Linked DNA regions of Homo sapiens: all the other regions are linked to region 1. Evidence: chromatin loops called from intact Hi-C (ENCODE). Cell type or tissue: A673. All regions are shown on one strand.

What was found. Hi-C counts contacts between places; a loop is a spot of excess contacts. Peaks named below come from ENCODE experiments on the same cell type or tissue, not always from the same donor. Only the 100,000 strongest peaks of a DNase experiment are listed, where the experiment ranks them.
Region 2: a loop joins it to region 1, with 9 times the contacts of the local background. A loop is called at or near these places in 16 of 110 quality-filtered maps.
Region 3: it touches region 1 in a loop (3-fold over the local background); 15 of 110 quality-filtered maps call a loop at or near these places.
Region 4: a loop joins it to region 1, with 2.4 times the contacts of the local background. A loop is called at or near these places in 9 of 110 quality-filtered maps.
Region 5: it touches region 1 in a loop (9-fold over the local background); 15 of 110 quality-filtered maps call a loop at or near these places.

The regions. Positions count from the first base shown.
Region 1 is chr11:103,052,866-103,057,865 of GRCh38, forward strand. DCUN1D5 (defective in cullin neddylation 1 domain containing 5) reads right to left here. Exons shown (of 8, transcript NM_032299.4): 8 at 1-5,000. Among named protein-coding and RNA genes, the nearest start is that of DCUN1D5, 37 kb to the right of the region's middle. In A673, a CTCF peak has its summit at 2,491 (motif pointing left); a DNase peak (open chromatin) is centred at 2,486; H3K27ac peaks cover 740 bases.
Region 2 is chr11:102,730,815-102,735,814 of GRCh38, forward strand. No RefSeq gene overlaps it. Among named protein-coding and RNA genes, the nearest start is that of MMP8, 8.4 kb to the left of the region's middle. RefSeq lists silencers at 2,512-2,561, 2,682-2,731. In A673, a CTCF peak has its summit at 2,631 (motif pointing right); a DNase peak (open chromatin) is centred at 2,657.
Region 3 is chr11:102,808,233-102,813,232 of GRCh38, forward strand. It overlaps the pseudogene WTAPP1 and the pseudogene CSNK1A1P2. Among named protein-coding and RNA genes, the nearest start is that of MMP1, 13 kb to the left of the region's middle. In A673, a CTCF peak has its summit at 2,919 (motif pointing right); a DNase peak (open chromatin) is centred at 2,939; H3K27ac peaks cover 2,853 bases.
Region 4 is chr11:102,928,038-102,933,037 of GRCh38, forward strand. No RefSeq gene overlaps it. Among named protein-coding and RNA genes, the nearest start is that of MMP13, 25 kb to the right of the region's middle. In A673, no CTCF peak of the experiment used is centred here; DNase peaks (open chromatin) are centred at 2,154, 2,614 and 3,154; H3K27ac peaks cover 5,000 bases.
Region 5 is chr11:102,912,359-102,917,358 of GRCh38, forward strand. No RefSeq gene overlaps it. Among named protein-coding and RNA genes, the nearest start is that of MMP12, 40 kb to the left of the region's middle. In A673, a CTCF peak has its summit at 2,595 (motif pointing right); a DNase peak (open chromatin) is centred at 2,603; H3K27ac peaks cover 3,128 bases.

The DNA.
Region 1 (5,000 bases):
GATGTCAAGGTGCAAATGTGCAAGTAGTGGTTTTTAAAACCTGCTATTCAGAGAGCAAGGAGTTCCTTTGAGGTTTTTCAGAAATAATACTAGCAGCGAGGAAGACAGGGAGCTTCCCACTTAACCAGAGTATTTTAGCTTTCTGTTTTAAATACTGTGCTTCTAGGTAAAACTTATTTTGCAATAGGGTCCTGCTACTTAATTAAAAAAAAACTGATTTAAGAGACTCAATGTAATAAGACATCATAGAATTTTGGCTTTTTATTTTTTAATATTTCTCTTTTTTAAAAATAGAGTCCTTCCTATGAAGTCAAACCAATCCACTTTTAAAGACAGCCATAGTAGCTATGTTACTGAGCATTTATTACTTGGTGCCAACTACACTGTAAATTGATCATTTAGTCATATTTAGCATCCATTTAATGAACCATTTCACTATACTGCCTACAAAGAAAGCAAGTAATACAAATCAGTGTGCATCATTGACATTACAGATTAATTTCCTAAGAGATTTGCATTTCTAAATATGTCTATGTAGACAGAAGAAATAAGACCTGGTGTTCGATATATCAGTAGGATGACTGATCTATTAACACTAAACTATTGTACATTTCAAAATAGCTAAAGAGAATTCGAATGTTCCTAGTGTAAAGAAAACATAAATATTTAAGGTGATGGATATCCCAATTATCTTCATTTAATTATATGAATATATCATACTATCACATGTACCCCCCAAATAAATACATTATGTATCAATGAATTTTAATTATATGAATATATCATACTATCACATGTACCCCCAAATAAATACATCATGTATCAATGAATTTTAATTATATGAATATATCATATTATCACATGTACCCCCCAAATAAATACATCTATTATGTATCAATGAAAAAAATGTATCTGAGTGGTTCAATTTTTCCATTTGACTCTACTATATATAACACTTATTGAACACAAGTCCATCCTATGAGGTTCAATTGATGTTTTTCCAGATAGCAAAGAGTAACTAATATTTACTGCCTGTATTTCATTTCATCCTCAAAATAATGCTATTAGATAAGGACTATTATTATCCTCATGTTACAGACAAGGAAATGAAAGAACTAGCACACAGAAATAGGTACCCTAAAAGGACTAGGGGTGCAAGAGGACCATGTATGGGAAAACTTTCCAGGTGAAAAGCAGGAAAAAGAACCTCATTCCAGAAGGTTCCATTTCATGTCAAACTTCTCAAACTGACGTAAGCCAGATAGAGAGAACCTCCCAATTTCCACATCTATGTCTCCTGTTTACTCCAATGACTAAAAAAGGCTTGACCTCCCACTCTCTATGGCTGCCAATAACTGCTCTTGAGGAATGGGGTTAAAGTCTGCTTGAAGAAGTAGTGGGAGCAAAGATAGAAGGTTAGAATTGTCTCCATAATCTTTAGACGTGTTAATAGGAAAAGCATCTCTCTAAGGGTAAAAATGTGAAAATAAGTTTTTTCAAAGGCCCCAATTCCCTGACCGTTTTCTTATTTTTCTCTCTCTCATTATTCACATGTTCAAACACTGTAAACTGAATTGTGTGATGGGCACTTGGAGGCACCAAAAATAAGTGAGTCAGGATTTCTATTATTGAAGGGAAAAAGACATTTAAATAGATACAGCACAAGATATTAAGTGCTGTAAGATGCTACAACAAAGCTTATTTAGGCAGGGACTATATTTTATTCATCTTTGTAGCCACGCTCATATAATAATACCCAGCACATAGTTAATTATTTCCTGAAAAAATGTTTTCATGTCCAGGATTTCTTCTGACTGGCTTTAATATTCATATATGTGGTGGAAGACCCTCTATATCAAATCTGAGTATAATTAAGCTACACTTGAGTTTCCTTGGAAACTCCTTGGAATATAAATATACATTTATATTCAAATGTATATTAGCGTCAACTGCCAGTCCTAGATGTACTAAAATCAATTAGCCTTATTTTATGCTTTCCTAGCACTAGAAAAAAACATAGTAGATGGCAAACCTGTCACATAAGAAACAACTGCATTCATTAATTGAGATTGAATGTAGGTGCAGGTTGAATATCTCTTATCCAAAATGCTTGGGACCGGAAGTGTTTTAGATTTCTTTTTTTTGATCTTTGAATATTTGCATATTCATAATAAGATACCTTGGGGATGGGACCCAAGTCTAAACATGAAATTCATTTATGTTTCATATACACTTTTTACACATAGCCTGCAGCTAATTTTATTTTTCTCTTGGGAACAGAGTAAACTGTTGTACACCTGCATTTTGACTGTGACCCATCATATGAGGTCAGGTGTGGAATTTTCCACTTGTGGCATCATGTCAACACTCAAAAAGTTTTGGATTTTGAAGCATTTTGAATTTCAGATTTTCAAGTTAAGGATGTTCAACCTGCGCTGTTTGGCTATATTAATTCATGTAGAACTCTTCACAATCTAGAAGCAAGCCTGCCCTCTAGTGCTAAAACTGTCAAATTGAATTGGAATAGCAATTTCCAACAATGAGAAAAAGAAACTAGCACTCCAGATGTTGTTATTCTTAATATAAAAAACTGTATTACTTCAAAACAAAAACTTTATTCCAAGAATAAAGTGACACTCCCTCCTCAATTTAATTTGCCATTTGTTTACATATTTGGCAACTATTATCAATCTTGCTTTTTAAATCTTAGTGCTTCTACAACACTATAGAAAGTAATGGTTTGTATATGTGTGGTAGAAAATGTTAACATTTTATTTCTATTTGAAAAATCACAAAAGTTGGCCTTGAATTTCATCGATCATATGTCTTCAATTAAGTTCTATCCTCTGGCTACACTTACTCTCTAAGTGGTTTCATCCATGTCCTGACTTAAAATAAGATTACACACTGATGACTTCCAAATATATTTATCTCCAGCCCAGACCTCTACTTTTCCAGGTTCAAATATCCAACTGCCCACTCTACATTTTCCTTTGGACGTCTGACAGACAAGTCTACCATAACATATCCAAAAGTAAACTCTCAATCTACCCGCTTAAGCCTGCTCCTCTGAGTCTTCGCCATCTTATTAATGCCCACTTCATTCTTCAAGCCAAAAACCTTGATCATTCTTTTTTTCATACCTCACATCCATTCTATCAGCATATCCTTTTGGTGCTACCACCAAAATACATTCAGAATCTGACCACTTATTATTTCCATTACTCTTAATCTCAAATTGTACCATTTGTCACCTGGATTTACCATATTATCTTCCTACTACTACCTGCTTCCATCCTTGCTTTGATCTGAATCCTAATTGCTTGCTAGCTCACTCAGTAAAGTCCTACTCTTGAGAAAGGGCTATAATGCCCTACGTAATTACCTACAATCAGGCAGGATTATTACTCCCAATCTCTCTCAGTTCATTTTCTAATTCTCCCTAAAATGCTATTATTGTTCACTACAGTCACACTGATCTCTTTACTGTTTCTTTACACTCTGTACCAGCTCAGGGCCTTAGCATGTAATATTCCTTCTGCCTGGAATGCTCTCCTCCCAGATATCCACACTGCACAACCATTCACCTCCTCAGGCCTCTGCTCAATGTCACATATCAGTGTACATGCTACTTAATAGTAATCCTATCCTCACACACTCTCTGGGCCCCTTCCTCAACTTACTTTCCCCATATAACCTTGTCACCAAATGATAAACTATTTTACTAACCAATTAAAATAAAAATCCCATAAAGGTTCGAAATTACTGTCTTGCTTCGTGCCCTGCAATATATTCAGGCCTAGAATACTTCTTGGCATATAGTAGATGCTTGAGATTTGTTAAATTAATGATTTAGTCTAAGGAGAATATTAATAATTTTGTTTGATTATAAAAATGGCAGGATAACACAGGAAATCCTAGCTATTTCTTTTTATAAAAGACAGTAAATTTGTCAGAAAAAAATAAACTATCATAACTAACCACTTCTTGTTCAAGTAACAAGACGCATTCATTTAACACCTACTAAGTGCTGTGGATAGGGCCTATTTGAACTTCGTAACAATACTGGTAGGTATCATTATCGCCATTTTACAGAAGAAACTGAAAATGACATAGGTTAAGTGGCTTGTTTAAAAGTGACATTAACAGGAATGTCACAAAAAGAAAATCAAACTCAGGTTTCTCAGATAATACTTCTATAAACTCTCTCTCAATAGGCATAGTTTCAGGGAATAATGTAAATTTCAAATAGGTAAGATTTCTACATTTGTAGATAAAAGTAACTGTGTATGAACTTGCTCTAAGCCATTTTATTTGCATGACAGAATAGTAAAGTATATAAACTAACTTCACTTAAGTCAATACTCACAAGTTAATTCTGCTAAGTTTGATAAGTTAGTTTAAGTCTCAAATGACAAGTTGCTCAAATAAAGTTAGTTTTTCCTCTTTCATGGTTCAAAGGCAATTGTTAGCAACAGCAAATTTTTTTTTGACCTTCAAAATATGTGAGGAGCTTTTATCTGTGATCTATTTTCTATGTGAAAAAGTTAATTATTTCCCAGGAGTGGTGGCTCACACCTGTAATCCCAGCACTTTGGGAGTCTGAGGTGGGTGGGATCACTTGAGGGCAGGAGTTTGAGACCAGCCTGGCCAACATGGTGAAATCCCATCTTTACTAAAACAAACAAAAAAAAAAATACAAAACTTAGCTGGGCATGGTGGCAGGCATCTGTAATCCCAGCTACTTGGGAGGTTGACGCACGAGAATCTCTTGAACCCAGGAGGTCGAGGCTGCAGTGAGCTGAGACCGCACCACTGCACTCCATCCTGGGTGACAGAGTAAGACCCTGTCTCCAAAAAAAAAAAGGGAAAAGTTAATTATGGCTAATATTCTACACAAAACACACACAGCTCACAGAGTTTTGGGGAAATCTGGCTCTCTCTATATATTCACTTCAAGTATTTATTAGCTTTTTAAAATCCACAATTTTAACCTCATA
Region 2 (5,000 bases), 320 kb before region 1:
TTCCTCACACTACACACCCAATCCTCACACCACACACCTGCTCTTCCTCACACTACACACCCAATCCTCACACCACACACCTGCTCCTCTTCACACCACACACCCACTCCTCACACCACTCACTCCTCACACCACACACCCGCTCCTCCTCACACCACACATCCACTCCTCACACCACACAACCGCTCCTCACACCACAAACCCGCTCCTTCTCACACCACACACCGGCTCTTTCTCACACCACACACCTGCTTCTCCTCACACCACACACCCACTCCTCACACCACACACCTGCTCCTCCTCACACCACACACCCACTCCTCACACCACACACCCGCTCCTCACACCACGCACCCACTCCTCACACCGCACACCTGCTCCTCTTCACACCACGCACCCACTCCTCACACCACACACCTGCTCCTCCTCACACCACACACCCACTCCTCACACCACACACCTGCTCCTCCTCACACCACACACCCAATCCTCACACCACACACCTGCTCCTCCTCACATCACACACCTGCTCCTCACACCACACATCTGGCTCCCATCCCCCTTGGAGCCCAACCAGCTGTCACCCACATACGCCTGTTGGAGTCTGTGAGAATTCATCTCAATAAACTGTCTCACATCTATATAGTCCCCACTAGATTCTGTTCTCACTCCTCTTGATCAATGGTTCTCAACCTGAATTTATTTTTTAACCTAAAATATCAGAAAGACACCACATATGCCCTTTGGTGACATTGGCTTGTCAGGGGCAGTGGATTAGTTTTCCGCAGCTGCTGTAACATATAACCACACGTCCAATGGCTCAAAACAAGATAAATTCATTGCCTTACGATTCTGCAGGTCAGAAGTCTGGTATGGGTCTCACTGGGCTAAAATCAATATGTTAGCAGTGCTGTGTTCCTTCTGGGAGCTATAGAGGAGAATCAGTTTCTGTGTTGTTTCCAGCTTCTAGAGGCTATTGCATCCCTTGGCCTGTATTTCCACCTCTGCCATCTTCAAAACCAGCAATATCACTTCTCTCTAACCCTTATTCCATCTTCTTGTCTCTCCCTGATCACAGTTGGGGGAGGGTCTCCACTTGTGAGGACTCAGGTGATTTGATTGGACCCACTGAGATAATGCTAATCTCCCATTTCAAGGTCCTTAACCCAAATCACACCTGTGAAACCTCTTTTGCCATGTAAGCTAACATGTTCACGGGTCAGGATGTGGGCATTTTTGGGACCATTGATCTTTCTGTTACAGGCAATAATTCTCAATGAGAAGAGATGGAGGTAGTCAGTAAATGTGTAGACTGACTGCACAGGGAAGGGCACTTCAGGATCTGTGGTCTGCATGTGATTTGAAAAGCCCTTTAGGAGACCATGCCCTATAACTCCAGGATAACCTGCACCCACCCTGTTCTCCATTTTGACTTTCCATGCCAAGAATATGTGAGTATTTACTGAATACTCATTAGAAGTGAGGTACTGTCATAAAGGCTTTTGCAAAGTCACTTTTATGTAAATTTCTTAGGTATTACGTCTTTTAAAAGCAATACAGAAACTGAGGATCAGAAAGGTTAAGTGAATTACCTGAGATCACACACTGGCAGATGTGTAATGTGTGGCAGAATTTGGGAATCCAAGTTTGGTTTAATTCCAAGGCTCTTTCTGTTCAGTCTCCACAAAGTCTTCTACTGGAGTTGACCTTCTGCCTGAGTAGCTTCTTTAGTTTAAATGTCACATTAAGGTCATTATGGGAACTTTCTGACTCTTTCTTCCTCCAAATTCTACAGATGTGGTTGCCTCATACATCAGGACCAAACATCAGAGGAACCTGAAGTGACAAGCCCGAGGTACTCACAGACAGCCTGTTTCTCTTTAGCATGGGGAATGGAAATCCGAAGACCTGGGTTTGACTCCACTCTATCATTTGCTTGACCTTGCACAAGTTCCTTCATCTCTCTGTCTTAATTGCACATCCCTAATTGGCCACTTATTACTGTGGGACCCTAGACACAGTTCACTTCACATCCCTAAGTTTTAATTCCTTGCGTGTAAAATGGTGGTAACAATAGCCCTGACATCATAGGAATGTTGTGAAGATTAAATATGGATGTGTAGAAAATGTTTAACACAGAGTGCAAAATAACAGATAAAAATTACAGTTCTCTGGCAATTAAATATAAAAAAAAGCCTCACAGGATAGGAGCACTTTCTATATTGCTATATTGTTTTACGTTCTTATTTCAAAGCCGTGGGCTTTAAGGAGGTAATGCACGAAAAGCAATATAGAAAGTGTTGTTCAAACGATTTATTTTATTTTAAAAATCACTTATTTTTAAATAGTCTAGTAATACAAAAATACATGCTTATTAAAAAAAAAATTCCAAACTTTCAGAAGTACGGTAAGTAAATGTGAAGTTTTCTAACCCCCTTTCCCCCTACTTCAGTCCCCTCTTCTAGAGGTAACCAATGTTAACATTTTGAAATGTCTCCATCCAGATATTTTTCTATGGCTTAATGCTCCCAGAGTAAGCTGGTGTATAGCAGACGCAACCAGTGGCCTTCAATGAAGTCACGGATGGCTGAGACCTGTCACTCTTAGCCATGCTAGTGGTCATCATGCCCCCTGTAAAACCAGCAGAGGGCGCCAAAGTCCACTGGGGTATTCGGAGGGTGAACTGTTCGGTCAGATCAACAGTCTTCTTCGAAATAAGAATGTAAAACAAATAGATCCCATTTATCTCATTTAGTAAGGATGAGCCCAGGTTTTGAACTAGGTAGGTTAGTGGGAGAACTGGACATTAAAGACTTGGCCAAAGCTCATTAAAATGAATAGTTTGCTTTAGGTGAGAATGCAGAATGAGAAACTCCACAGTGGTCACAATGTTCCTAAGCACATTATTTTGTCCTCTGTTAACAGATCTTAATGCCAGGTTGTGGGTGGCAGTTTTAGCTTACTTGATAAGGGCTATCACATTCTAAGTGTCAGTTCACCAACAATGGCCATCCAGGCGGTGGCTAGCTTCCCGCTCTCACAAATAGTTCTGTATTGGCTGCCCTACAAGTCTCCTGGGGATCACAGTCAGAATGAATACTTACAAGTGGGACTACTGGGGTTAGAATACAGGTATTCTTATGATACAGCCAGATTTTGCTTCACAATGGTTGCACCAATTAACAGTTCTGCCCGCTGTAAATAAGGGTTCATATTCCCCATGTTTTTATCAGCACTTAATATAACCAGAACTTCTAATTTCTGCCATTTTTGGTAGGTATAAGTAGGTATCTTTTTTACATTGGTATTCCGTTGATTACTAGTAAGATTGGATATCTCTTTATATGCTGTCAGCTACCCAGATTTCCCCTTCTAATAATAGCCAACTTATTTCCATGCCTGCATTTCTACTGGATTTCTTACCTTTTTCATGTTGATTTAAAAGAATTTCTTCTCTGAACCACCTATTAATCTTTCCTTAGTTTCATATGTTGCAGACACTTTCTCTGTTTCTCATTTAATATAATTCTTTAATTTCAATGTAATCAAAACTATCAGCTTTGCCCGTTATGAGTTATGCTTTTTTGGTGTTATTTGAGATATTCTTCCCCACATTATGATGGTCAAAATATTCTCCTATGTATTTTGTTGAATTAGTTCTACCTTTCATATTGAAGTCTTTAACCAATTCAAAGTATACTTTTGTGCATGGTCTGCATCAGAAAGAATAAGCAAAATTACACTTTGGTAATAGGCCCTGCATCCTTTAGTCTTATAAGACAGCTCAGATTTATTTCTTGCTTGTGCTATGTGTCAATTATGGTTTGACAGAGGACCTCTGTGTATGGCAGTGACCCAGTTTCACAGACCTCCAGAGAAGCTGTGATCTTGAATTCTCTCTGTCATGTTGGTTGAAAAAAGATTTCTAAAGGGTTTTGCACAAGCAATGAAATGTTCCAGCCCAGAACCAAGCACAAGTCATAGTCCAGAACTAGTCATGTGGTCCCATCCCACTGCAAGGAGGCTAAGGAGTATAATTCTTCCATGTGCCCAGTAGCTGGAACTCCACAGTGAAGAGTATCTGTTACTTGCACTTGCTGGGATACAGAATTCATCTTTATTTTTTCCATGTAGTGCCTCCAAACAACTATTTGAGGATTCATTCTTTTTTTTCTTCTAATTTGTAGTACCACCCCTATCATACCAAAAGCATGTTTCTGGACTTGTATTTAGTTCCATTAGCTTATGTCTCTGCTCCTGCGTAAGTTTTGCACCACTGGGGTCACAGAGGTTTTGTAAAATGTCTTAATATTTGGTGGGACTCTCTCCTTCTTTGTTCTTTGTCAAAATTCTTAGCTCCTAGTGTGTATTTTTTTTTTTATAAATAAAAGCCTTGCAATCAATTTTCCTTTCCCAAATACTGCCATTGGAATTTAGTTAAAATTGCTTCCCATTTACAAATTAATTTTGGAAAAATTGTCATCTTTAGAGTATTAGGTCATTCCATACATGAAGATCATATTCTATTTTTCTTATATGTCTGTAATAGAGTCTTAAATTCTCATTTTTAAGGGGTTGTTCTGTTTTTGCTATGTTATTTCCTAAAGAGGTAATTGATTTTGCTGTGGCTATTAATATTTTGTTTTCTATGTTTGATCTACTTGTTTATTGTGCATATATAGACATGTAAATGATTTTGATGTGTTGATGTACTTGGAAACATTACAATTTTTCTCATCTTAAGAGTTTTGATTCTTTTGAGGTTTTCTATGTAAATTATCAAATTATCTACAAATAATTATAATTTGGACTCTTCCCTTTTGATCTTTATAACTGTTGATATTTTCCTCATTTTAATTTTTTTTTTTTTTTTTGTAGTAATGAGGTCTTACTGATGTTGCCCAGGCTGGTCTTGTAATCCTGGGCTCAAGCAATCCTCCTGCCTCAGTCTCCCAAAGGGCTGGGATTACAGGCATGATTCACTGTTCATGGCCTCATTT
Region 3 (5,000 bases), 240 kb before region 1:
CAGGGATACCATTGCCACCACTGCCAGCAGCTCCAGCCCGGAAGGACCCCTGTCCCTCTGCCGACGCTGCCGTCTTGTTACTCCAGCTCCAGCCCAATAGTTTCACTCTGAATTTTCTTAGCGCATTACACTTTCTTAAAGCCCTTTTCATATTTTCCTTATCTTCACCTCATTCTCTTAATGGAAGGTGATTTGTTGAAAAAAGGCTGATGTTTTCATTGTGTCCCTGCCCATTCTCCAAGGTTTACCAGTTGCTTTGTAGAAACTTGCTCAACAGGGGAAATGTTAGGTTACATGCAATAGAATAGAAAAAGTGGCACTTAGTACTTTTGAGGGTAAGTGTCCCTTTAAGGGTAAGTGTCCCTTCTTTCAGTAAGAGTTCTTTCGCTTTGCAAGTCTGAGGGAAATCCTAGTGACTATGTATGCTGAAGTGGTTTGATACGGTTTTGCAGTGTCCCCACCCAAATCTCATCTTGAATTGTAGGTCCCATAATTCTCACATGTCTTGGGAGTGGTCCCGTGGGAAGTAATTAAATCATGGGGACGGGTCTTTTCCCGTGCTATTCTTGTGATAGTGAATAAGTCTCACAAGATGTGATGGTTTTCAAAAGGGGGAGTTCCCCTGCACATGCTCTCTTACCTAGTACCATGTAAGACCCTGACTTTGCTCCTCATTCGCCTTCTGCCAGGATTGTGAGGCCTCCCCAGCCATGTGGAACTATGAATCAATTAAATCTCTTTCCTTTTTAAATTACCTGGTCTCAGGTATGTCTTTATTAGCAGCGTGAGAACAGACTAATACATGGTTAAACCCAAGAAACCACAGTGAACTCTCAAAGAAAATATATTTATCAGACTGTCTCAGTATATGTGGACCACATGTTAGTTAAGTATCCCCTAGACTTTTGTATGAACAAATTGAAAGCAAGTAGACTGAACTCACTCCCACTTAGTAAGCACGTCTGATCTACAAGGCTAGAAATTGCAAAAATAATCAGACACGAATTTAGCTCTTAGAAGTTAATTTGCTCATGAAATGGATGCAGCCTAATTATTGCATAAATTATTATTTCTTCAAGTAGCTGTTAAAATCTTAGGTGTAATTCCTATTATGCCAATGAATATTTATGTGGTATATATCTCCAAAAATATTATGAAAGACAGGGAAAATAAGATTCAAAATGCAAGTGTGTGCTTTCTAGGCAATTTATCCAGAAATACAAATTTAATCAAAGTCCTTTTTTACTATTCTTTAAGTTCTGGCACTTCTTACTACTGATAATAGATCTTGTCACATTGGCATAACTAATATCTGTTGGGCATTCTTGGAGAGGTAAGTGGAGAGGGACTTAAAGGATTTGTGTGGTTAGACAGCTGTCTGGACTATTTCAATAAGCCCTGCCTGCGAGGGTCCTTTGTTGGGTCTTGGGGAGCTGATAAAAGTGAATGATTCTTAAGCCATTTTATACACCAAAACATGAGTAGGTATTTGTTGGGATTTGGCTTAAGACTGAGGACATGCAACTATTCAGTTTCAGAATCACATACTGCATTGTGGAGAATTTTGGAGATTCGTTCTATTTCAGAAAGGAGACCAAATTACCTACTCTCCAAATCGTCTCATAAAAAAATTTAATCCTAGAGATCAATTGAAAAGGAAATCAACTTCTGCTTCCCTGTTTCATATTAGTGGTCCTTGAAGTTAGGGTAATATAAATGTATTATTTCCCATTTAAATCACATGCAATGAAAAGAGTTTCTGACACAGAATAGCAGAATACATGCTAAATAAGAGTTAGATTTATTATTTTTATTTTTGTGTGTGCTTTCTCAACTAAATTCAATTTCAGGTAAAATGCAGAGATAGCCTCAGCCTATCACCCTGCAACTAGACTCTGTGCGTTCTGCAGTGAAGCTGATAAAAGACAGTGCCCTATCTTTAGGCACAGCCTAGTTCTCCTCTGCGGTCTTGGGAAAGAAAACTAAGTTTCCAGGCCACACAGCTTTCAAAAGTAGAATGCCTGTGGTGGTGTAGAAGAATGTATATAGATAGAATGCATGGGACAAAATAGTTTTTATAGAAATCTTCTCTGAGGATTATAGCCAGAACCCCTCAGAAAACTCTATCTTAAAAGCTACACAACTAGAGCTTCTGTTTGTTTTCTTCCATGGCTTTAAGGCTCAGCTTGAGGTCATAAGCCCCCATCAGGTCCCCCAGTGTCTTCTGTTACTGAGCTCTTCTAGCGCCCTGCTGTCTACGTTGTAAGAGCAAATCTACATACTATTTACATGGAAGGTTAGCGCAGTCTTTCTATAAAAAGGTACCAGTGCATGTTACATATTTTACCTACACACACTTGGATCTTTATGACTCAATATCTGTAAATATACCCGTCTATGTAACTATACATACATAGGTGTATTTAACACAGTCCCAGCAAAATAATATATACATATAATTCTATAGACAGAGTATGTCATAGGATAATATATTGAGATATAAAATTATATTTTCCTCTATATTTTTCCCTGACTTTGCCAAGAACTGTGTATCTCCTAGTCTCAGAGGTGTCTTCAGGACTTCAGTTGAAACCTACATGAAGGCAATATCTCTTTCCAACTTTTGGAAAAGCCTGAGCTCATAGGAAGAGGTTGTCAGATGTCTTCAACTAAGAGGGGAAAGGAAAAAGGTTTCAGGGAGGCATGAGAGAGGGAGAGGTTTCCTTAAACTGGAAAGAGACATCTGGGCTGTTTCCACCAGGCATAAAGACCCATGCTCTACTTCTAGGTCCCTGGAAACTCCTGGGGTAGTTGTGAGGTGGGCCTAGGGAGGCAGGATCCCTCAGATCTGGATCCTTAAGAGTGTGTGAGTGAGGAAAAATGGAAACTCATACGTTGTCTTCTCCAAAACTCCAGTAGGTGGCAGAATGGAAATTTAAACCCAGGGCTCATTCCAAAGTCAATGCACGTTCCAATCTCAGTGCTTTTTAGATGTAGTAAGTGAAGATAGTTATCTCGTATGTGGAAGGGGGATGTGTAGGGGATGTATATTTCAAGTATTCTCCAAAGGATGTGATAGACAAAGTGCAGAATTTGGAATTAAATGATACAGGTTTGAATCACAGCAGAGCAATCTTGGGTGTTATCTGCAAAAAGGAAATAATAATGCTTACACCATTTATTTATGATGTAATTGAACTGATAAGTACTTTGCAAATTGAATGACTACATATGTTGTTTTTACTACCTTCTGACCTTTAAGACTGTTTCCCATGATCAGGTACTACACAGCAATAAAAGGTAAACAGGAATTCACAGACATGTAACTCATTTCCTTAGTCTATGGCATTTTCTTGAACTAAAAAAAGAAATTTGTCTCTAGAATATTAATCAAAATACTACCTGTATACATGTATTACAAATTCTATATACTCCCATTCACTAGTACTCCAAGCAGCTTGATTACAAATGTTGAATTACCAGATGTACACAGAAACAGAATATAGAACTGGAAACAGCATTCTTGTGTGAAAAAAAAAACTGATTTTTGTATAAGGCAGATTTGGATTCAAAAACTGAGTTTGCAACTTTTGAGACTTACATTCTTGGGTATGTTAACCTCTCTAATACTGTTTTCTCACCTATACAGTGGAAATAATAACATTAATATCCAGCATGACAGTTTTGAGGATAATTAAATCCCCACATGCAACGTACATCATGCTTGTCACATAATAGCAGCTCAATAAATATTAATTTCTCTTAGAGTGGAAAGACACCTAAAATCACCTACTTTATTACTCTTACATTGCAGATGAGGAAATTGAGCCCCTAAATTTTCATTTGTTTTTATTTCATTGGGAGCAAAACTTTTGGAACTATGGCTCAAGTGTCTTGATTAGAATATTTCAACACACTAAATATTTATACTAAATGATTTTCTAGGATGCAAATTAAGTATGATTCTTGAGGAAATTGTTATAATGCAATGAGGTAAAACAAGTCCATTGGAATATAATTTTCCGTTAAATGTACATCATGAAGCAACACAATGAGTTACCTTCCTTAATAATTTTGGAATCTTGCCTGAGAGGCAGCCATATGATAAAGTGTCATATTATCATCATCACTTTCATTGGCATGAGCTAAATGTGATTCTAAGAATAAATGCAAAGGCAGCAGATTCCTTAGTTGCATAAATCATGGCCAGGAAGTCATGCATCATAATTCCCACCTTTAGTTTTATCTTAGGAAAGTGAAAATGTTCCCTTAATCATGAGGATTCTTGATGAATATAGTTATATTAAGAATCAGCTTCCTGTTACGCTGTGATCTGTCACTTACGAGGACCATACCCCAGGGTGGAATCTTCCCCAGAGCAGCTCTTTTTTCTACTGACCTACAGGGATTATGTGACTTATGTGGATCCTCACGTACCTCTCTTTGGTAAATTCTTGAAAGGCCAGGGTGTTTATAGCCATATATTTTTTGCCCCTTTATGAAGCACCTTTAATCTATTTCAGAAATGCTTCAGATATTTACTTTTTGTGCAAGGTAAATTAGCCAAGTATGTTAACAGTTTAATTTTTTGTTGATAGCCTGGCTACTTTCAAAATAGATTTGCTGCTGCAGCTGAATAATTATTCACTGACTGAATTAATTGATTAATGGGCTTTGAGGATAATTTTCACAATTGTTACATTTATTTAAAGAAATTTAATGTTCATAATTAGAAAATTACTTCATATTCTTCCCTCTACACTATAACTCAGAAAAGACCATCTTTCCTACTGTAGTCAAACCCTGTAATTTCCTAGATATGACATGTTCTCTCATATCTTAATGCCATTGCCTATGCTCTTCCTTTCCTCTTCACACTTGGCCTGATAGACTCCTACTACTTCTTCACACCCAGGATCAAGCATTGCTGCCTTGCCAAACTTATTCATTCATTCAACAAAAGTTTAATGAGCATCGACTAAGTCAGGGGCTTGATGCTG
Region 4 (5,000 bases), 120 kb before region 1:
AATTTTAAATGGGAGTCCAATACGTGTAGCAAAATAAAAGGAAAATGATTCTTGTTGGGGTAAGATTGGGTGGGAGGGTCCCACATACTTCCTACTCAGGCCTCCTCTCATTACTTCCCCAACCCCAACACACACCTAAGGGGGGCTCTTAGACGGTGCATGGAAAGTGGTTTAAAAATCAGAGCTCCATCTTTTTACAGAAGAGAAAACGGTTGTCTGAGGAGGCAAAGTGAATTGCCCAAGCATACACAGCTGGTCAGTAACAGATCTAGGACTAAAACCCAGGTTTTCTTAATGCAGAATTCAGTAATGGCATGTCTAATGGGTGCTAGGTGCTAAGGCTACAATGTGACCGAGACTCAGTCTCATAAAACTTGCATTTAAACAAACAGGTAACAGATCCACACTGAGAGAGTGATAAACCCTATGGAGGAAGTAGAACAGAGTTCCATGAAAGACAGCAGCTGCCCCCAGGCTGCCTAAGAGTAAGGAGCCAGCGGTGTGGAGAACCAGGGGAGGTGGGTCCCAAAGGGGAAGAGCAATTGCAAAGATCCTGGGGCAGGAATGAGCTTGATAGGTGGGAAGAACAGAAAGGCACCAACGTGGTCAAAGAACAGGGAAAAAATTAGGAGATAAGTGACAAGAGGTGAGTGACATCGGTGACGCAAATTGGGACCAATCAGGCACTGTCTTGCTTTGTGAAGTTCAGTGTCACCACCAAGAACTTCAAATGGAGAGTTGCAACCACCACTCAAAATTCAGATCAAGATTGGGCTAGAGATACAGCCTTAAGAGGCAGTGTCTTCTCAGGAAAGAGCCATTGGAAATGCCAGAAGTGCATTAAGCAGGAAAAGGCAGGATGACAAGGAGAAAGAAAAGGCCTGAAGAGAGAAACTTAGAGAACATTTATGGGAAAGCAGAAGAAAAAAATCTCAGAACTAAGAGAACTAAGCAAAACACCAATTAAGTGTGACCTTACAGAAGCCATGGATGCCAGGACCTTTGAAAAGTGGGCAGATGTCAGCAGCGTCAAAAGCTTCCACCCCTAACCATTCCCTGATGTCCAAAAATAGTCAAAGACATGAGGAATAAAGACTCTTATGCTTGACAATTAAAGAAACACAGCTATTCAGAAAACCTTGGAAAGCACAGTCTCAGTAGGATAGTAGGGCTTTGGGTTGAAGCCACGTAACAAGGATTGGATGAATTAATTACATGTCAGAAGTAGACTCAGTGCAGTTCATGAACTATGCCTCGAGCACTGACATGTGCTATAACAGCATTTGACATTGGGGTAGAGAGATAGGAAAAGAATCATCAACAATAGGAGACAACTAGTGCCTCCACCCTCAAGTAACATATTATCTAGAAGAGAGAGGGAGAGGAAAGCTGAGGACAGTGTGAGAGTCTGTCAGAATCAAATGCATTCACTACTCATGCCCCCAGAAGTTTACTGTTTAATGTGGCAATGATGAACCTGTTCAGGTTACCATTTCTGTGGCGGCTTTGAGTCCTTTAGAAACATTGGCACCATCATTGTGTTGTAAAATTTGTGTGTTATGTGGAGCCTCATAGTTCCATATCAGGGTCAAGCTTCAATCCAATTTGGTTCAGAACGTTCTATGTAAAAGGCAGAGCTGTAGGCACAAGATGTGATCCCACAATGCTTCTGCAAGCTAATGGGAGACACAAATGCTGGAAGAAAAGTAAAAGCAATGTGCTTTGTAGAAGAGGAAAAGAGAATTCTATCTGAACGTGTAAGGTCGGCTAGGCCTTTAGTAAGCACTCTTCTCCAGTCAGTAAAATTGATAGAGCGCAATTTTATCATTGGTAACAGAATAGAGGGGTCCCCGCCTATCTTGCTCATTCAACTAGGCTTAAGGACAACCTAGGGGATACTCAAATGTTTGCCCACTGAAATAGCAGTGTCTTAGAGTCACACTAGACTAGGGGTCTATACGCTTCATCACCCTCTCCTTCTCAATCCTCTGGATTGTATTACATTTACTGGAACTGGAGCTTCATGGCAAAACAGATTTTCCAAAATGGTTAATAAATTACATATATTACCACATGAAAGGCAAGGAAGGCTGTGAGTGAGTAATAATGTCTAGGTTACTAATTAAACATGTGCTTGCTTTAAAGCTTTTCTCTGTAATAAGGTTTATTACAGTATAATTGATTTTCCTTTCCCACAAGTTAATCATTTTAAAACCACAAATGAACTACAAGATTCAGCTTGTTCCAGGGCTGTATTTTCCCTGTCTAGTTTGTACTGGCTTAGACATCATGTAATGACAGAAGTCTTTTTCTAAATTTATTGGTACAACACCTTAAAGATCCTAATTCCAAAGTCAAAAGGTTTTGAAGAAACAGATTTTAAAGAACTACCAAAAACTGAAGAAAGGGACAAAATATTTATTAGTCTAGAAAATCTGAAAGATGCTTTTCTATATAATAAATGAGTTCTAAATATGCCATATGAACTTGCTGTGCCTCTATTCCTTCCTGTTAGTGTTTGTTACTTTATGATTCCTTCAGTTTAAATGTGAGGAGGTATAAGTGAATTCATTCAGAGATGATTTGAACAATAACTTCCAGTGATGCAAGCCAAACTCCCCATTGCTTAGCACTTAGCCTTTGGAGATCTTAGAAGATAGTAGGAATGTAAGAAGGAAGGAAGGATGGAAGGAAGGAAGGAAGGGAGGGAGGAAGGAAGGAAGGAAGGAAGGAAGGAAGGAAGGAAAGGGAGGGAGGGGAGGAAAGAAGGAAAAAAGGGAAGGAGGGAGAGGGAGCTGGGATCTAGGAATAACCAATAATACTTCATGTTAATACATACTTTATCATTTACATGTTTCAAGGATGCTATTTTATATAATCTTTAGAGCAACCTGTGAGGTAGGCAAGGCAAGTATTTCTATCTTCATTTTAATGCACAAGAATGTGAAATACAGAGGTGCTTGAAAGTGCTAGAGCTCAAATTCAAACTTTGATATTTTATTTTTTTGGCATTACTGTGCTGCATTATCACATTTGACAGCTGTGCTGCTGTGGCCAAAACACCAAAAGAAATTCTGGGTATCTCCAGAGAGGGAATTTAAATGTGTATCTTTGGGTCTGCAGAGGCTGTGGGACCACCTCTAGTCTTGGGCTGTCGATCTTCCAGTCGCTGTGCTCTAGGGCTCATGTGCTCTTATTGTGGTCCATGCTGCAGGAAAATAGGACTAGGTGGATGTAATAGCTCCCCTGATGAGCACACACATACACACACGCTCCAGACAGCATATTCCACTTCTGCACTGTTTAATGTGTACTCATTTGGGGTGGGAGGCACATCTCCCAAGTGCCCTTTGGGCACAGCAGTTTGTAGCAGGGTGAATAGCTGCAGAATATGCAGTCTTTTCTTTCTCTTATTCCATTCCAAGGCCCCTTATTTCCTCCCATTTCTCTTCCCTTTCTCCTTGCACACTGTAATCAGCTTCTGTTGTCTAAACCCTCCTCTAAGCCAGTGACCAGCATTTCATACACAGGGGTGTTTCTGAGTCAGAATAAGACCATGAACCTGGGAAGCTTTGTAGCCAACATGACTCTCACCAAAGCAGAAAACCTGCTAGATTCATTCAAGGTCCTACAGCCAGCCCTGGCCTGCGGGTGATCATCACAGTCACCTCGTCACCATAGCTCAGGTACAGGAACCATCACAACGGGGACTGCCAGCCTGGGAGGGCATGCCAAAGTCGCTATCCTTTGTCACAGGTAAAAGATGAAACTACTCAGTGCCACACAGATAAAATGAGTCTCTGTCTTAACAGAGCGGTTGTCTAGGGATTGTAGTAGAACTATACTACCTCGGAGAGAAGCTACACGGGGAGTCACTGGAATACTGGAAGTTTTTGCACTTTCATTGAGGGTAAGAAGGGAGACCCAATTAATTTCAGGGGCCTGTTATTTCCCAGACTACTCTGCCCTTGGTCACCAAGTATGTTGCCAGTGGTCAGCAACCATGAGAATGTACCTACTTTGCCATGGGAATGATGTGTAACCCTAGGTGGTAAAATTATATAGATCAAATAATCTGATATCTTGCAACTCTAACCTGCCAGTCAATTTATATGATGAACTAAATATGTCCTGCTACTTTTAATTTTTTTTTCTTTTGAAGTGTCTTTTGTATGTTATTCTGGCACTTTTTACTTAAACTTCTCACATGAGTGGCTTGGCTCAGTTTTAAACCTAAACCTAATTTTAGTTCCTCCCTGAGAAATATACCAACAACCTCAGTAATCAGAATTGACTTGCTATATACACAGTATTGCTATCCCTAGTGAATTAGGAAGGAATGAACAAAAACTCAGAGTTAAATTTTATTTTAAGAAATTTGGACGACAGTTTTATTAATGGTAGCTTGCCCACCTCCTGAGAGCTCCAGCTATGGGAATTAGCCTAGAGGGGATATACAGAGAGCCTTCTCAAACTTGACTCAATTCTGATGATTGTGATTTCATGTTCAGTAACATACATTCAGCTGGTATAAAACTATGCTTCTACAGGGTGTGTTTTTACCCCCAGGTCCAAAGTCTTAATCCTTCTTCACTAAGTAAAGAATCATCAATGACTATACCACTGAAGGGAACACCTTAAAGTATCTTCTTCCTTTTCTCGAGGAGGAATTGGGAGTTGATAGCATCAACTGTCAGTTACTACTGGAGCTGGCAGAGAGATATGAACATATCCTCCGGATAGCGTGAGACACGTTTCAGTGATCTAAGGGTATGGCCATGTCGATGTGCTGTCTGTGGAATGACTACATACACTCCACGTGGTTTTAAAAGAATGGGTTAAGGCTCAAGAGGATTTGGTGTTTTCAGCAACTCTATGAATCCTCAGAGTTGATTCAATTACTGATGTAGAAATAAAGGCAGGCATATGTTTGGAAAAAATGACTACCTTGTACTTCAGCTGACTGGGTCATATGGCATGGCCAAGTTGTGTAAGTATGG
Region 5 (5,000 bases), 140 kb before region 1:
CTGTTTGGCAGTCTCTTCACACGGACACGCATAACAATCTTTCTTGGTCGTGTGACAAGAACCCAGTTTTTCCTACAACATAAATATATTTAATAATATACTGTACATACATATATAATAAGTTATTGTTAATAGAAATAAAACAACAGCTTGAAGCAAATATAACAAACACTGTCAACGTCTGGGCCTGCAGGATATCAACTGTTGCTTTTCTTTCATGACAGTGGATGGTGGATGAGGCATGGAGGAGAAAGATATCCTATGATTCATCAGTAATAGTGGTTGTAAGGAGAGCTAAGGTGAGGAGCCCAAGAGAACAGAGCCAGAAGCTAAAGCCTCCTGGAAACTAGAACTGGAGAAACAAGAGGAAATCAGACCAGAAGCCCGCTAGGGTCAGGCTTGTGAACAGGAAAGCAAGTGGAATGAGATAGGAATAGATGAGATGAGGTGGCTCCACTCTAATATAGTTCTTGTACCAAGTGAAGAACTTTGAGAAAATTAAACACAGTGGGTATAAATATGTGAATAAGGAACATGACATTTATTGAAGGCATAGTTTATGTTGGTCATTTGCTAGGTTCTATCAACTGCTAAAAGTGGAAATGAGTAATGTAATTATATTTGAGAGTAAAAGTGAAATGCTGTAAAGAAACAGTTTTGTTGGCATTTCAAGTCTCCTCAAAATTGATTGGAATGAACACAGATTGCTAGTAATCAGCCAATTAAGAAAATGTGTAGGAAAGAATTGATGAGAAATTATTATTTGAATAACAACACTTAGACAAGGGAAGTGTGTCATTTGTTAAGCTCTCATTAAGCCAAGCACTTTTCATGTGACATAAGCATTATTATTATCCCCTTTTGCAAACAGAGGTAATGAGCCTCAGACTACCCAAGGCCACACAGCTTCTAACTGGCAAAGTCAAGATTCAAAAACAGGAGCTAACTCTGAAGCCTAATTTTCTTAACCACTTTGACAGTGAATTGTCAAAGGACATTCTATTCATTTATATATTTTTTAAAATTACTGAACGTTATTATGTACCAGACATTTTTCAGGCACTGAGAATGCAGTGATGAATGTAGAATGAAATTTACTTTTTATTTAGAAATGATGAACCCTGTATGATATCTTCTCCATGGTATTGAAAATTTTAGAATTTGGTTAAAATCATACTTGAGAATAGAAAGAAAAAAAATTTAAACCAGAGGTAAGCACAGACCATACATTCGAAAATTTTGGCCTATTTTAGTGGCTCACGCCTGTAATCTCAACACTTTGGGAAGCCGAGGTGAACAGATTGCTTGAGTCCAGGAGTACAAGACCAGCCTGGCTAATATGGCGAAGATCCTATCTCTACCAAAAAAATATAAAGAAAAGAAAATTTTATCGATACAAAGCCGTATTCTAAATGGAACTTAATGATACATAAATTGCTGGGTATCAAGGGAGAATATCCAGGAGAGTTTAGGTTATATCGTTGTTTGGATTTTTTTAAACTTTTTGTTACATTAATTTTTTTATTAGTTTATTTTAAGTCATATTCATTGAAGTATAATTTACATACATAATTATGTATAATTTTCATACAGTAAAATATGTATAATTTTCATACAGTAAAATTTATACTTTGCTGAGTGTTGGCAAATTAAGATGCAAACCACAAAATATAAACCATCTAAGGGGTTATGTCAGCAAGATAGCAGAATAGGAAGGGCCAGACTCTACTTCCCTGCGGGGAGACACTGAATCAACAAGAATACATAAATCAATTCCCTTTATAAGAAAACCAGAAACAAGTTAGGAGGTTCCTGCACTTCAAGGGAAGGCAAAACCAGCCTCACTAAAGCCAGTAGAAAAACTCATGGCACTCACTCACCATAGTCCTTTCTCCCATTTCAGTGTGAATTATCAAAAGAAAACTTCTAGCTACTGTCTTCTGCTTGCGGAGGGAAAGAGAAGGCTAGACAGTACATCCAACATTCAGACTCTTTAGGGGGCTGGTCAAGGGACTGGTTTCTGTCTTGCCTGAATCTAAGTGCAGACAGGAAAGAGTGTCAGGTTGAAGGCTGCTAAGAACAAAGGTGAAGATTTGCAGCACTCACTTGATGTACTTGCTCCTCCTGGCTCATTGTAAAATAAGTAGGAGAAAACCACCAACTCCTGGCTTTTCCCTGGGGAGGAAAATTACTGGAGCATGTGTTCAATGTTCTAGTTTTTCAGGGAGCTGCCAAGGGATTGGTTTCTGTCTCACCTGTCTCAGAGCACTGACAGGACCTGACAATATAGAGATGTAGGGACCACTGACAACAAAAGAATTGGGCAGCTTGATACTGCTTAGGAGGACCTGTGGTATAGCAGATAGAGGCCAACACAGCTCCATAGCCTCCTCGTTGGGGTAGAAAGAGAAGAATTCCATGTATGTCCATGTTCCAACTATTCTGGGAGCTGCCCAAGACACTGGTTTCTGTATCCCTAGTCTCACAGCACTGACAGGACCTGGAATATGCTAGAAGCCTGGAGGTTGCTAAAGCCAAAACAGAATGGGGCAGCTTGAAGCAGCTCCAGAAAATCTTCAGTGTTGCAGACAGACACCAGAGGGAGCAAGAGATCGTGAGCTCCTCCAAAAATAAACTGGCAAATCCCTCTAATTCAGAATTTATGTGCTCAAAGACAGAGATAATGCACCCACAGAAAAAGTTTGAGAGACCCCCAGAATCTCTAGCTGGGATAATTGGTGAGGGTATTTTCCTGTTCAAAGTCAGCCCATAAAGACTGGGAGAGGTGGCTGTTTTTTCAAATGTGTAGATCCCAACACAGTTACAAGGCATACAAAGAAACAGAAAGCCTGGCCCAATCAAAGGAACAAAATAAACCTCCAAAAAATGATCCTAAAGAAACAGAGGTATATGAGTTGCCTGAAAAAAGTCAAGATGTTATAAAGATGCTTAAAGAGCTCAAGAAAGTGATACATGAACAAAATGAGAATGTCAACAAAGAGAAAATATAAAAAAGATCCAAACAAAAATTCTGGAGCTGCAGAATACAATGTGAAGTTACAGTGGAAAGATCTTCCTCTATGAAGAAAGTGGGCCCTCACCAGGCACCAAATCTGCTGGCACCTTGATGTTGGACTTCTCGATTTCCAGAACTTTGAGAAACAAATTTCTGTTGTTTATGAGCAACACAGTCTAAGGTGTTTTGTTATAGTAGCCCAACAAATTAAGATAAGGGGTTCGACAGCAGACTTAGTCAAGCAGAAGAAAGAATCAGTGAACTCAAAGACAGATAAAATAGACTTTAAGTCAAAAATCATGACAAAAGACAAAGAAGGACATTATTTATTGATAAAAAGGTGAATTCACCAGCAAGATAAACAGCTATAAACATACATGCAACCAACATCCAAGGACCCAATTATATGTAGCAAACATTGATAGAAGTGAATAGGGAAATAGCAGTACAATAACAGTGGGAGATTTCAATACTCAACTTTTAAAAATGAGAAAACATTATTCACATGCAAAAAATGTAATTAGACCCTTATCTTATACCATACACAAAAATCAACTCAAAATGGATTAAAGACATATATATATGACCTGAAACTACAAAAACTCTAGAAGGAGACATAGGGAAAAACCTTGATAACATTGGTCTTGACATTGATTTCTTGGATATGACCCTAAAACCACAGGCAACAAAAGTAAAAATAGACGAGTGAGACACCATCAAACTAAAATGCTTCTGTGTAGCAAAGGAAGCCATCAACAGAGTCAACTTATGGAATGGGAGAAAATATTTGCAAACCATATATCTGATAAGGGATTAATATCCAAAATATATAAGAGACTCTTACAACTCAATAGCAAAAATAACTGATAACCCATTTTTTAAAAAAATTGGGCAAAGGACTGAATAACCATTTCTCCAAAGAAGACATACAAATGGCCAACAGGTATATGAAAAGATGTTCAACATCACTAATTATCAGAGAAACGCAAATCAAATCTACAATGAGATATTACTGCACACCTGTTAGGATAGCATCATTAAATAAAACAGAAAATAACAAGTGTTGACAAGGATGTGAAGAAGTTAGAACTTTAATATACTGTTTGTGGGGATGTAAAATTGCGCAGCCACTGTGGACAAGAGTTTGAAGATTCCTCAAAAATTAAAAATAGAACTACCAAGTGATCCAGCAATACCACTTTTGAATGTTTATTCAAAACAACTGAAAATAGGATGTATTTGCACTCCCATGTTCAATGAAGCATTATTCCTAACAGCCAAGATGTAGAAATATCCTAAATGTCCATCGACAGATGGATGGTTAGAGAACATGTATTAGCCAGGTGTGGTGACTCACGCCTGTAATCTCAGCACTTTGGGAGGCTCAGGTGGGCAGATCGCTTGAGGTCAGGAGTTTGAGAACAGCCTGGCCAATATGGTGAAATCCCATCTCTACTAAAAATACAAAATATAGCCAGGCATGGGGGCATGCACCTGTAATCCCAGCTACTCAGGAGGCTGTGGTACCAGAATCGCTTGAATCTGGAAGGTGGAGGTTGCAGTGAGCTGAGACTGAGATTGTACCACTGTACTCCAGCTTGGGTGACAGAACAAGACTCTGGAAAAAAAAAAAAAAAGAGAGAAAAGAAAAAGAAAGAAAGAAGGAAGGAAGGAAGGAAAAATGTATTATAGGCTGGGTGTGATGGCTCACGCCTGTAATCCAAGCAATTTGGGAGGACAAGACAGGCAGATTACCTGAGGTCAGGGGTTCGAGACCAGCCTGGCCAACATGATGAAACCCCATCTCTGCTAAAAATATGAAAATTAGCTGGGCGTGGCAGCAGGCGCCTGTAATCCTAGCTACTTGGGAGGCTGAGGCAGGAGAATCGCTTGACCCCGGGAGGCAGAGATTGTAGTGAGAGTGAGCAGAGATGGTGCCCCTGTACTCTAGCCTGGGCAACAGAGTGAGACCCTGTCTCAAAAA